Regions from separate parts of the Homo sapiens genome. Here region 2 is linked to region 1. Evidence: read pairs that join two places in POLR2A ChIA-PET (ENCODE). Cell type or tissue: K562. All regions are shown on one strand. Each heading gives the region's core, and the rest is flanking DNA. Links, peaks and the distances in the headings are about the cores only.

Evidence for each region. ChIA-PET counts read pairs that join two places held together with the same protein. Peaks named below come from ENCODE experiments on the same cell type or tissue, not always from the same donor. Only the 100,000 strongest peaks of a DNase experiment are listed, where the experiment ranks them.
Region 2: POLR2A ChIA-PET joins it to region 1 with 5 read pairs; 3 of 35 experiments call an interaction of 5 or more read pairs at or near these places.

What each region holds. Positions count from the first base shown.
Region 1 is chr9:124,470,092-124,475,457 of GRCh38, reverse strand. ADGRD2 (adhesion G protein-coupled receptor D2) reads right to left here. Exons shown (of 25, transcript NM_001395425.1): 20 at 4,844-4,964; 21 at 1-12. Among named protein-coding and RNA genes, the nearest start is that of ADGRD2, 22 kb to the right of the region's middle. In K562, for the core only: no CTCF peak of the experiment used is centred there; a DNase peak (open chromatin) is centred at 2,557; H3K27me3 peaks cover 863 bases.
Region 2 is chr9:124,533,633-124,538,998 of GRCh38, reverse strand. NR6A1 (nuclear receptor subfamily 6 group A member 1) reads left to right here. Exons shown (of 10, transcript NM_033334.4): 6 at 680-907; 7 at 2,867-3,121. Among named protein-coding and RNA genes, the nearest start is that of NR5A1, 29 kb to the right of the region's middle. RefSeq lists an enhancer at 2,786-3,286. In K562, for the core only: a CTCF peak has its summit at 2,083 (motif pointing right); a DNase peak (open chromatin) is centred at 2,088.

The DNA.
Region 1 (5,366 bases), core at 152-5,151:
GATGTACAGCCCCTGAGGACAGACCCAGCGAGTGCCTCAGCCCGGAGCCTCCTACCCCATCCCCCACAGCCTGGCCTTGCCTGGGGTCCCGGCGCCTCCCAGTGGCAGAGACACTTGCAGAGATACCCAGAGACAGGCTGATGGGCACGAAGTCGGCCCTGCCCTCGTGCCCGCCTGCGGAGGAGTAGCTGTGGCATTTAGCAGGCCAGGGGACCAGAAGGGGCTTTGCCCAGTGCAACCCCAGCCTTCAGCTTCTGCTCACCAGGCAGCCTCTGACTCCAGTCCTCTGTGCCCCACGCTGGGCCTGTCCCATCCTCACCGCCTCGCCATGCTATGTGGTGGGGTTGGGAGGGGCACACCTTCCTGAGGCTCCAAGGCCAAGTCAGGTCCTGGGACAACAGCCCTGTGAGTGCCTTCTCACTGTGCCTCTAGCTGAGTGGCCTTCACCTCCCTGAGCCTCTGTCTTTTCATCTGGAAAGGGGAGATGAGGCCGGGACTTGGGTTCTGAGGGGATGGGAGGTGCTGCCTGTGAGGGACTCACACCGTGGCTGGGGAGGAGCTGGCTCTCTCTCCCCACACCGTGGGACCAAGAGGGCCTCACCACCCTCCCTGCACCATCACATTTGGTCTCTCACTTGACCCTAACAGCAGGTCTGTGGTGGGGGTGGATTCATTCTCCCCATTTGATGGAGAGGGACCAGGAGCTGTGGGTGGGGGGCAGAGGAATGGATCCTAAGCTCCAGTGTGGCCCAGCCCTGAGGCTGTCCTGGGATCCCTCCTAGGCAGTGTCACAGGCAGCTGCTTCTGTGCTGCGGCCCAGGCGGGAGGACACAGGTGGGGGCCTGGAATTCCTTGGGGCCTTCCAGCCTCCCAGGGCTGAAAGCTGGAGTCCAAGAGCCTGACTGGTCCCCCTGGTGTCCAGGCACCAACTGAGATGATACCACCACCCCCATTCTCCAAGACAGACCCCAAAGCCTCCCAGGTCTCCAGGCCCAGCCTGATCTTTCTCTGTAGCCTCTGCACTGCCTTCTCCATCCCATTTCCTTCTACCCACTCCTTACCACCCAAAGGCATCTTTCCAAATGCGAACCCAAGAACACCAGCACCTGCCTGACGCCCTGCATGGCTCCCAACTACCCCTGGGACAAAATCTGAGCTCTTTTTTTTTTTTTTTTTTTTTTGAGACAGAGTTTTCACTCTTATTGCCCAGGCTGGAGTGCAATGGCACAATTTCGGCTCACTGCAACCTCCAACTCCTGGGTTCAAGCGATTCTCCTTCCTCAGCCTCCCAAGTAGCTGGGACTACAGGCATGTGCCACCACACCCAGCTAATTTTTTGTATTTAGTAGAGACAGGGTTTCACCATATTGGTCAGGCTGGTCTCGAACTCCTGACCTTAGGTAATCCACCCGCCTCGGCCTCCCAAAGTGCTGGGATTACAGGCGTGAGCCACCACACCTGGCCAAGTCTGAGCTCTTTACAACAGCTTTGAGGACCCCACTCTGTCTGCCCCCCACACTCCCTCCTGCCCCATTTCTCGCCAGCCTTACCCCTCATGTCTCCCCACCATTTGACCCCACCATGCCCCCTCCCCTGGTTTAAAACATTCTTTTCCGCCTCTCCATACAGCCGTCAGGTCTTGGCTGAGAGTGACCCTCTCCAGGTGGCCCATTCTGCCTCCGATGAGTTGTTCCTCTGTCCCCACACTGCCTTGACCAAGGCCCCTTGTCTCTCGGCCTCAGTCATGACACACTGTGGTTGTGTGGCTTTGATGTCTGTCTCTCCCTCAGGCTGAGAATGTCACAGAATTCTTTGGCCCTGGGCATCTCCATGTCCCCCAGCGTGCAGGCCAGCCCTGGCATGGGGAGGTGCTAGGGGAGTGCGTGTTGAACAACTGAACAAAACAAATGAGCTCACACTCGTGGGGCTCCTAGCACGTGCCAGGGATTGTGCGTAGCCTTGGCAAATGTTACGTCAGCTGAACTCCACGATGATCCCATGAGGAGGGTGGGAATCTGATCCCCTTTGGTTAGACGTAGAAACGGAGGCCTGGTGCCACTTCTCCAGGCCTCACAACAAGGCTCTGTCCACCAGGGCAAGTGTGAGCTACGGCTGGTTATAGAAGTGAGGCTTTGCTCTCCCTTGACACAACCCGGCACAGTGGCCAGAAGGACACAAATTACTCCTAGAGAGTGAATGAGGTTGGGCAGAGTCTCATCCCTGAGTCCCAGGCCTCCTCCCTGGTCACTTGGTCACCCTCCTAAAAGTGGGATGTACCTAGCTTATGCCCAAGACTGACGGAGAGTGAGAGAGGGACAGGGATGGAGGTGGAGTGTGAGGGGAAAACACAGAGAGACCTTGGTGGACACAGAGAGACAGGGAGAGACCAAAGGAGAGGTGAAGGGAAAGGCCGGGCCTGGGGAGAGGGACTGACTGAGAGAACAGGGCTCTGAGCCTAAGAGGGTCATGTGACTGTCAGCGGCGGGGCCCAGACCCCACTCCTGCCTTTTGAGCTCCTGCCTAAGGCAGCCTCTCCTTGCCTTCACCGGGTGACCGTCCCAAGGGTAATCTGAGGCTGCTTTAGGCAGAGACAAGAGAGTGTCATGCACAGGGAGATGGAGAGGCAGAGATAAAAAGACTGGTGTCAGAGGGCTGGGTGCGGTGGCTCATGCCTGTAATCCCAGCACTTTGGGAGGCCGAGGCGGGAGGATCACTTGAGGTTAGGAGTTCAAGACCAACCTGGGCAACATGGTGAGACCCCCGTCTCCACTAAAAATAAGAAAATTATCCAGGCGTGGTGGCAGGTGCCTGTAATCCCAGCTACTCAGGAGGCTGAGGCAGGAGAATCGCTTGAACCTGGGAGTCAGAGGTTACAGTGAGCCAAGATCATGCCACTGCACTCCAGCCTGGGCGACAGAGCGAGACTCCATCTCCAAAAAACAAAACAAAACAAAACAAAACAAAAACAAAAACAAAACAAAAACAAAAAACAAACAAAAAACAAACAAACAAACAAACAAAAAAACAAACCAGTGTCAGAGAGACTGAGGAGAGAAGTGGAGAAACATGAAGACATGCCCAGGAAGAGCCAGGTGGGGTCAGTGCCAGAAAAAACATCCATGGCCAGAGGGTGAGAAGGGCACAGGGAGAGGGGGACAGTGACAGAGGGGGAGCCTGAGAGACAGAACCAGAGAAGATTCAGAGATGAAGATTGGGACAGAGAGGAAAGAATGAGAACTGAAGGGAGGGATCTGAGACGGTGCGACGGTGGCATTGCCCCATGGCTGACGGTGGCATTGCCCCATGGCTGACGGTGGCATTGCCCCATGGCTGTGTCTCTGCCCACCCGAGGGGCACAGGTGAGGATGGAGAGCATCAGGAATCCAACCCCCTATGATGTGGAGAGGGGCACCTGGCAAAGAGCTGGAGGAATCGCCATGGCAACAAGATGCCACCACCTGCCCCACCGTGTGACAGGTGGAGAAGCCTCGCCAGGGGCCCAGCCAGACTGAACCCAGCCATGAAGCCCTGGGGGGCGTGGGGCTTGGAAGAGGGCTTCCTGCCTCGTCCCCTCACTGAACACTTCATTTCTTCATCGTGGCCATGGTCTGCCTGCTCTACCAAGGGCAGCTCCACAAATACAGGGGCTTTTTGCTGCCTCTTCTGCTGCTGCGGCCTGGCACCCAGCACAGTGCCTGGCACACACTGGGCGAGCCATGAAGAGCACATGGATGAATGAGTAACTGGGTCCAAGCATGCTCCCAGGGACCAGCCAGGACCCATCTGTGGTCATAGCTGGATGCCCTGTGGCTGAGAACGCAGACTCTGGAGTGGTGCCCCCGCTGCTGCTGCCTCCTGGGGGGCCTTGGGCAAGTGACCTCATGAGGTCTCAGTTTCCCCACTTACAAGGCTTATTGGGAGATACAAATAGGAGCCTGGCCTGGGGCTCAGAGGGAGCACCCAGGCACTGTGAGTGGCTGTTACCACCTTGGCTCTCCTTCTTCAAGGAAAAGATGGAGGGTCCCCAGCTTGGAGGACACATGGACCCTGGGTGGAGTTCGCACCTGACTTCCTGAGCCTGGCACAGTCCAGCCTGGGCCCTTGCCCACCCACCTTTTGGCCCTGAGAGGGACCCGGGCTGGGCAAGCAGGGAGCAGGAGGTGCAGGTGACAGGGAGAGGTGCCTGGGGGGTGGTCCAGGGAGGTCGAGGGAAAACGAGGGGCCAGGAAGGGCCTCCCTGACTCCCAGCACCCAGCCCCCTGGCTGTCACTTCAGTTAATGTTCTGGCCCCCCACAGACCTGCCAATCCCCCGAGAGGGACCTAGTTGGCCCTCTCCCTGTGGTTCTAGCACACAGGCCCCAAGAGACCCGGGAAGCCCGGGCCCTTTCCTGTGGCCTCATGAACTGGCCTCCTCACCAAACCCTCTTCTAAACTGCTATCCCAGCAGGCCGCAGACCCCAAGGGGGAGGTGACTGATGCCCTGTGTCCCCTCCCCAGCTTTCTGGCAAGAACTAAGTGGCTCTGGCACTGGCCAAGGGGCTGGAATTTCTGCCGGACCCTGAGTGTCCAAGCACAGTGAGCCTTAACACCCTCTTTCTGGGTCTCAGCCTTCCCAGCTGGCAGAGGGGCCCCGTGAGCCTCCTGCACGAACCGCTGGTTGATTGGAGGTTGCCTGTTCCCACTGCCACCCTCAAAACCCCTTCTTAGATAGGATGTCCCAGTTGCTGTTGAATGTCTCCCATGATGGAGAGCTCACCCTCCCAGGCCCTGACACCCTAGTCGTCCCCTCTGAGCTTTCGTGCATGTCAGGGCCTAGTCCCAGAAGGTTGGGGCTGGAGGTACCTGGATGGAGTTGAGGCCCACGGCAGCGTAGGCCCAGGCGGGGCTCAGGTGCACCAGGATGCCTGCCAGCCAGGTCAGGCCTAGGACGGGCAGCAGGACCAGCACGGGCTTCACCGTGGCCCTGTAGGAGGGCAGGCAGGGCTGACGGGGGTTGGGAGGCCTGGGGAGCTCCCCGCAGGGCTCCAGGGAGAGCAGCACCTGTACGTGCCTGGAGCGGGGTGGGAGCTGAGGGCCGGGACCATGGCTCAGCAGGACTTAGAGGGAGCCAGAACCTTTGACTGGACTTTGTTGCCCCCCCTGTTCTCAGAGACAGAGGTGGCATGAAGTAGGGTAGCGGCACTTGGGAGATGGGGTCCCAGCCCCCAACCTGGCTGGAAGGAATGGGGTGGTAGTTGTCCAGAGTGGGGGCTGAGGCCTGAGCAGTGGGACCAGCAGGGATGGGGTTAGAAGGACTCCCTTCTCCCTCTCCAAGGGCCCTGGGGTTCCCTGGCTTTTCAGGGACCCCCTCCCAGCTTAGGCTGGC
Region 2 (5,366 bases), core at 155-5,154, 64 kb before region 1:
TAGCCTTAAGTGATCCTTCCACCTCAGCCTCCCAAGTAGCTGAAACTGTAGGTGCACACCACTGTGGCTGGCTTAGGTTTTTTTTTTTTTTTTAATTAGTTGACAGAGTGGTTAGCTTTCTCCAAGAAAGGAAAGGAAGGCAAAAATCTACCTTTGTCTTCATATTTAATTAAAGCTTTTATCCCATTCAGGTGCCCCTTCGTTTGTTCTTTCCTTGGACTATTTAGGGGGTTGTTGCCACATGCCGGGTTCCTTGCTAGATGCTGGATTTGTTTTGTGGCCTAGCCAGGACTTAGCCTGTCTGTGCCTTAGTTTTCCTAGCAGTATTATAATATAAATACCTACTTTGTCATCATAGTCTACAAGTATCTGTTAAAAAACTGTCCAGACATGGCACCTATACAAAGAATTCATTCAACCAATATTTATTCATTACCTACTCTGCCATGCACTGAGTGTCCAGTGGCGACCCCAACATTCATATACCCATAGAGTCTTTGTCTTACAGATGGGAATCTAGTAGGAGAGACATGAATTTAACTATTAATTATGCCCCCTGGCTTGATGAAGACACATACCTCATGTTCAAAGAATACCTAAAGTCACCTTCTGGCTCACTTCCTTTGAGTAATTACTAGACTTGCCATGGCTCTGTTTGACGCAAGACTTTTCTCTCCAGTAGGTCTGTGGAACTGAATGGATTCATGGCCTTCAGGGAACAGTACATGGGAATGTCTGTGCCTCCACATTACCAATATATACCGCACCTTTTTAGCTATTCTGGCCACTCACCACTTCTGCCCCAACAAGCTCGCAGCCTGGATCCCCAGTCATACAGTCTGATTCACCAGCTGTTATCAGCCGAGGACCTGGAACCATTGGGCACGCCCATGTTGATTGAAGATGGGTGAGTGAGCTCCGCCCTTCTTGGCCCCTTGCAGTCTCAAAGTGTCCCTACCCCACACCCACTCGCGTCCCTGGCTCCTATACCCGTGGCTTCAGAATGAGTTGGGGGGATAATGACTCAAGTGTCAGGGGACAAATCTGTGCTTATCTTTGAAACCAGTGATCCCTTATTTTTTCCTTAAGCATCCTTTCTCATAGAGTTGAGGTTACTTTCCAGTTCCTATGGAATTGAGATAGAAGGGCCTTTGATTCTGCTTGGGCCTAGGTAAGCCAGGTGCTGGGATGGGTCAGAGCACTTCCATGCTAGAGATGAGCAGTAATTCTGGGAATAGTTATATATCGGATATAGGCTCCTTCACAAAGCCCTGGCTGGTTGTAGCCTGTCTGCACCCCTCACCAGCATCCCCATGGCTAGCCTGGTGGCATGTGACCACTTTAAGTGCAGGCTTGAGTGGGTAGAAGGAGTATTCTTTCAGTCTTTAGTCACTTCTACCTGAGGAGATAACAGTTCAGCCTTCGGGCCTACCCATTGCTGCATCCATTACTCCTTTGGCCTAGAGCATAAACGATTTGAGTGTTATCAAGCTTAGACCTCCCAGGAAGGTATCCTGAGATTTCTTAAGCTAGTCTCCAGTTTCAGAAGAGGAGATTAAAATATCTACCCACAAGGAGGTCACACAAACCCTTTGTAAATCTAGATGTAGGAAGCCGGGCGTGGTGGCTCATGCCTGTAATCCCAGCACTTTGGAAGGCCTAGGTGGGCGGATCACCAGGTCACGAGTTCCAGACGAGCTGGCCAACATGGTGAAACCCCGTGTGTACTAAAAATACAAAAATTAGCTGGGTGTGGTGGCACACGCCTGTAATCGCAGCTACTCAGTAAGCTGAGGCAGGAGAATTGCTTGAACCCAGGAGGTGGAGGTTGCAGCGAGCTGAGGTTGCGGTGAGCCGAGATTGCGCCACTGCACTCCAGCTCTGGGTGACAGAGTGAGACTCCGTCTCAAAAAAAAAAAAAAAAAAAATTTAGATGTGGGAGTGTGAGGAAAAGTCTTGGCAAGGGGCCTTGAGAGGAAGAAAGCTGAAACTCTTGGGTCTGTGAGTCTGTGGTCTCAAAGCCGGCTTTTATTCCAGTTTTAGCTTAAAGGAAAGGCTGAGCAATGCTGGTTCCTGAACTCACCACCAGGGGGTGGAGTGAGAGCAGAAAAATCTTCTGAACTTGTTCTCTTTCCTTCAGTGGTCTGGACGCGAGGCTTATTTTTGTGCCAGTTCCTTTGTTAGGTGGGCATCAGATCCACCCCATTAGAGTTCCATTGCCAGAACTTGAACAGGAGTGACTTGGATTTTCTCTAAGACATGGAACATTAGAGAACACCAACAATAAAAGTCATATTCCCTGACAATTGGACACATTTCTTTTTTTTTTTTTTTTAGACAGAGTCTTGCTCTGTCACCCAGGCTGAAGTGCATTAGCGCAATCTCAGCTCACTGCAATCTCCGCCTCTCAGGTTCAAGTGATTCTTCTGCCTCTGCCTCAGCCTCCCGAGTAGCTGGGATTACAGGCATGTGCTACCACGCCCGGCTAATTTTTGTATTTTTAGTAGAGATGGGGTTTCACCATGTTGGCCAGGCTGGTCTCGAACTCCTGAACTCAAGTGGCCTCCAAGTGCTGGGATTACAGTCATGAGCCATTGCACCCAGCCAATTGCACACATTTCTAAGTCTCCTTTCCCCTTAGCAGCCTTTCCTCACCAGACCCGCCTCTCCAGCCCTGAACTTGCTGCTGGCCTCAGCCTTCCCCCTTTATCAGAAAATCACACTGAATGGAACTGGAGACCCGTGGGCATGGAGCAAGGAGCCCATTGCCAGGGTCCCTTTGTGCCCTTGGGACTACCTTCTCTCTGTACCCTTATCCTCACCCTCTGACCAATGGAAGTGACTTTCCCCTGTCCCTGCCCCTCAGATACGCTGTGACACAGGCAGAACTATTTGCCCTGCTTTGCCGCCTGGCCGACGAGCTGCTCTTTAGGCAGATTGCCTGGATCAAGAAACTGCCTTTCTTCTGCGAGCTCTCAATCAAGGATTACACGTGCCTCTTGAGCTCTACGTGGCAGGAGCTAATCCTGCTGTCTTCCCTCACCGTTTACAGCAAGCAGATCTTTGGGGAACTGGCTGATGTCACTGCCAAGTACTCGCCCTCCGATGAAGAACTACACAGGTGAGGCCTCCTGGCTGGGGAGGAAATACCAAACAACCAAACAATTGTCATCCCTGTAAGGCAGAGTTGCCTGGCCCTTCAGAGGATAGGCACTACACCTCATAGGCCTGGATTTGAATCCTCACTCTGCCACTGACTAGATTTGTGACCTTGGCCAAGTCTCTGATCCTCAGGTTCTGAACTGGTAAAATGGGGTGATAACACAATTTCCCCAGTAAGATGGTTGTTAGGAATACATTTTATGCATTCAAGCTTAGCAGAATGCTAAGCTGTAATTTTTTTTAAATTAATTTATTTTTTGAGACAGAGTCTCATTCTGTCGCCCAGGCTGGAATGTAGTGGCGCAGTCTTGGCTCACTGCAACTCTTGCCTCCCGGGTTCAAGTGATTCTCCTGCCTCAGCCTCCCAAGTAGTTGGGATTACAGGTGCCTGCCACCACACCTGGCTAATTTTTGTATTTTTAGTAGAGACGAGGTTTCACCATGTTGGCGAGACTGGTCTCAAACTGTTGACCTCAAGTGATCTACCCGTCTCAGCCTCTCAAAGTGCTGGGATTACAGGTGTGAGCCACTGCACCCAGCTGATCTTTATTATACTTGGATTACTGAGATAACGCATCCAGGAAAAATAAAAATATAAATTCTGCCTACAAGGCAAGAGAGGCTCTGAACTGGAGTTTACAATCCAAGAAAGAGACCTAGGGGTCATTTTGGTGCCTATAGTGTGCCAGGCATTAGGCTAGATTTTTTTTTTTGAGACGGTGTCTGGCTCTGTCACCCAGGCTGGAGTGCAGTGGTGCAATCTTGGCTCACTGCAAGCTCCGCCTCCCGGTTTCATGCCATTCCCCTGCCTCAGCCACCCAAGTAGCTGGGACTATAGGGGCCCGCCACCACGCCCGGCTAATTTTTTGTATATTTAGTAGAGATGGGGTTTCACCGTGTTAGCCAGGATAGTCTCGGCCTCCCGACCTCATGATCCGCCTGCCTTCCAAAGTGCTGGGATTACAGGCGTGAGCCACTGCGCCCGGTCTAGACTAGATATTTTTAATTGTCTTCTTTCTTTCTCGCAGCCTCCAGCCTTATAGGTGGTGTTGTGCCTATTTTATAGATGAGAAAACTGAAATTCAGAGAGACTTTCCCATAAGGGTTTGGGATTTGAATCCAGAGCCTTAGATTTGAGCATATGCCTGCCTGCCTGAAAAGCTTAGGTTCTTTGACTCCGTCTGAGATGTGGTGAGATGTTGAAAGGATAGGACTAAAAGACTGAGCTATTCTCTTTGTCATTTTCTGGCATAAAATTTTATCCCAGCTGTCCAGTATCCTTAAAACCTCCCTGTCCAGAGTGGGTTGTCTCCCTGCTGTTCTGGGGCCTGTCCAAGCACACTTTTTACTCATTTACTCTGCAGACCTGGAGCACAGGGTGACCATATTTTCTGACCCCTAAAATCAAGACAGATGATCTGCTGAGATGACTTTCTGCCTTGTTAATCCATATGAAAAGTCTTATAGCCAGGCACGTGGCTCATGCCTGTAATCCCAGCACTTTGAGAGGCCGAGGCAGGTGGATCACCTGAGGTTGGGAGTTCGAGACCAGCCTGACTGACATGGAGAACCCCTGTCTCTACTAAAAATACAAAAATTAGCCAGGTGTGGTGGCGCATGCCTGTAATCCCAGGTACTTGGGAGGCTGAGGCAGGAGAATCGCTTGAACCTGGTAGGTGGAAGTTGCAGTGAGCTGAGATTGTGCCATTGCACTCCAGCCTGGGCGACAAGAGCGAAACTCCGTCTCAAAAAAAAAAAAAAAAAGTCTTATAATGCTTAGTTTGTATTTAAATAGACATTTCAATAAATGACCTTTATTGGCCAATTCAAAATACTGGAAGTCATGGGATTCCAGGGCACCAAGAAGGAGAAAAGAAAAGGTGCCCCTGGCCGGGTGCGGTGGCTCACCCCTGTAATCCCATCACTTTGAGAGGCTGAGGCAGGCAGATCACGAGGTCAGGAGATTGAGACCATCCTGGCTAACATGGTGAAACCCCGTCTCTACTAAAAATACAAAAATTAGCCGGGCATGGTGGCGGGCGCCTGTAGTCCCAGCTGCTTGGGAGGCTGAGACAGGAGAATGGCGTGAACCCAGGGAGGTGGAGCTTGCAGTGAGCCAAGTTTGCACCACTGCATTCCAGCCTGGGCGACAGAGCGAGACTCCGTCTCAAAAAAAAAAAAGGTGCCCCTATCCATGAAAGTTG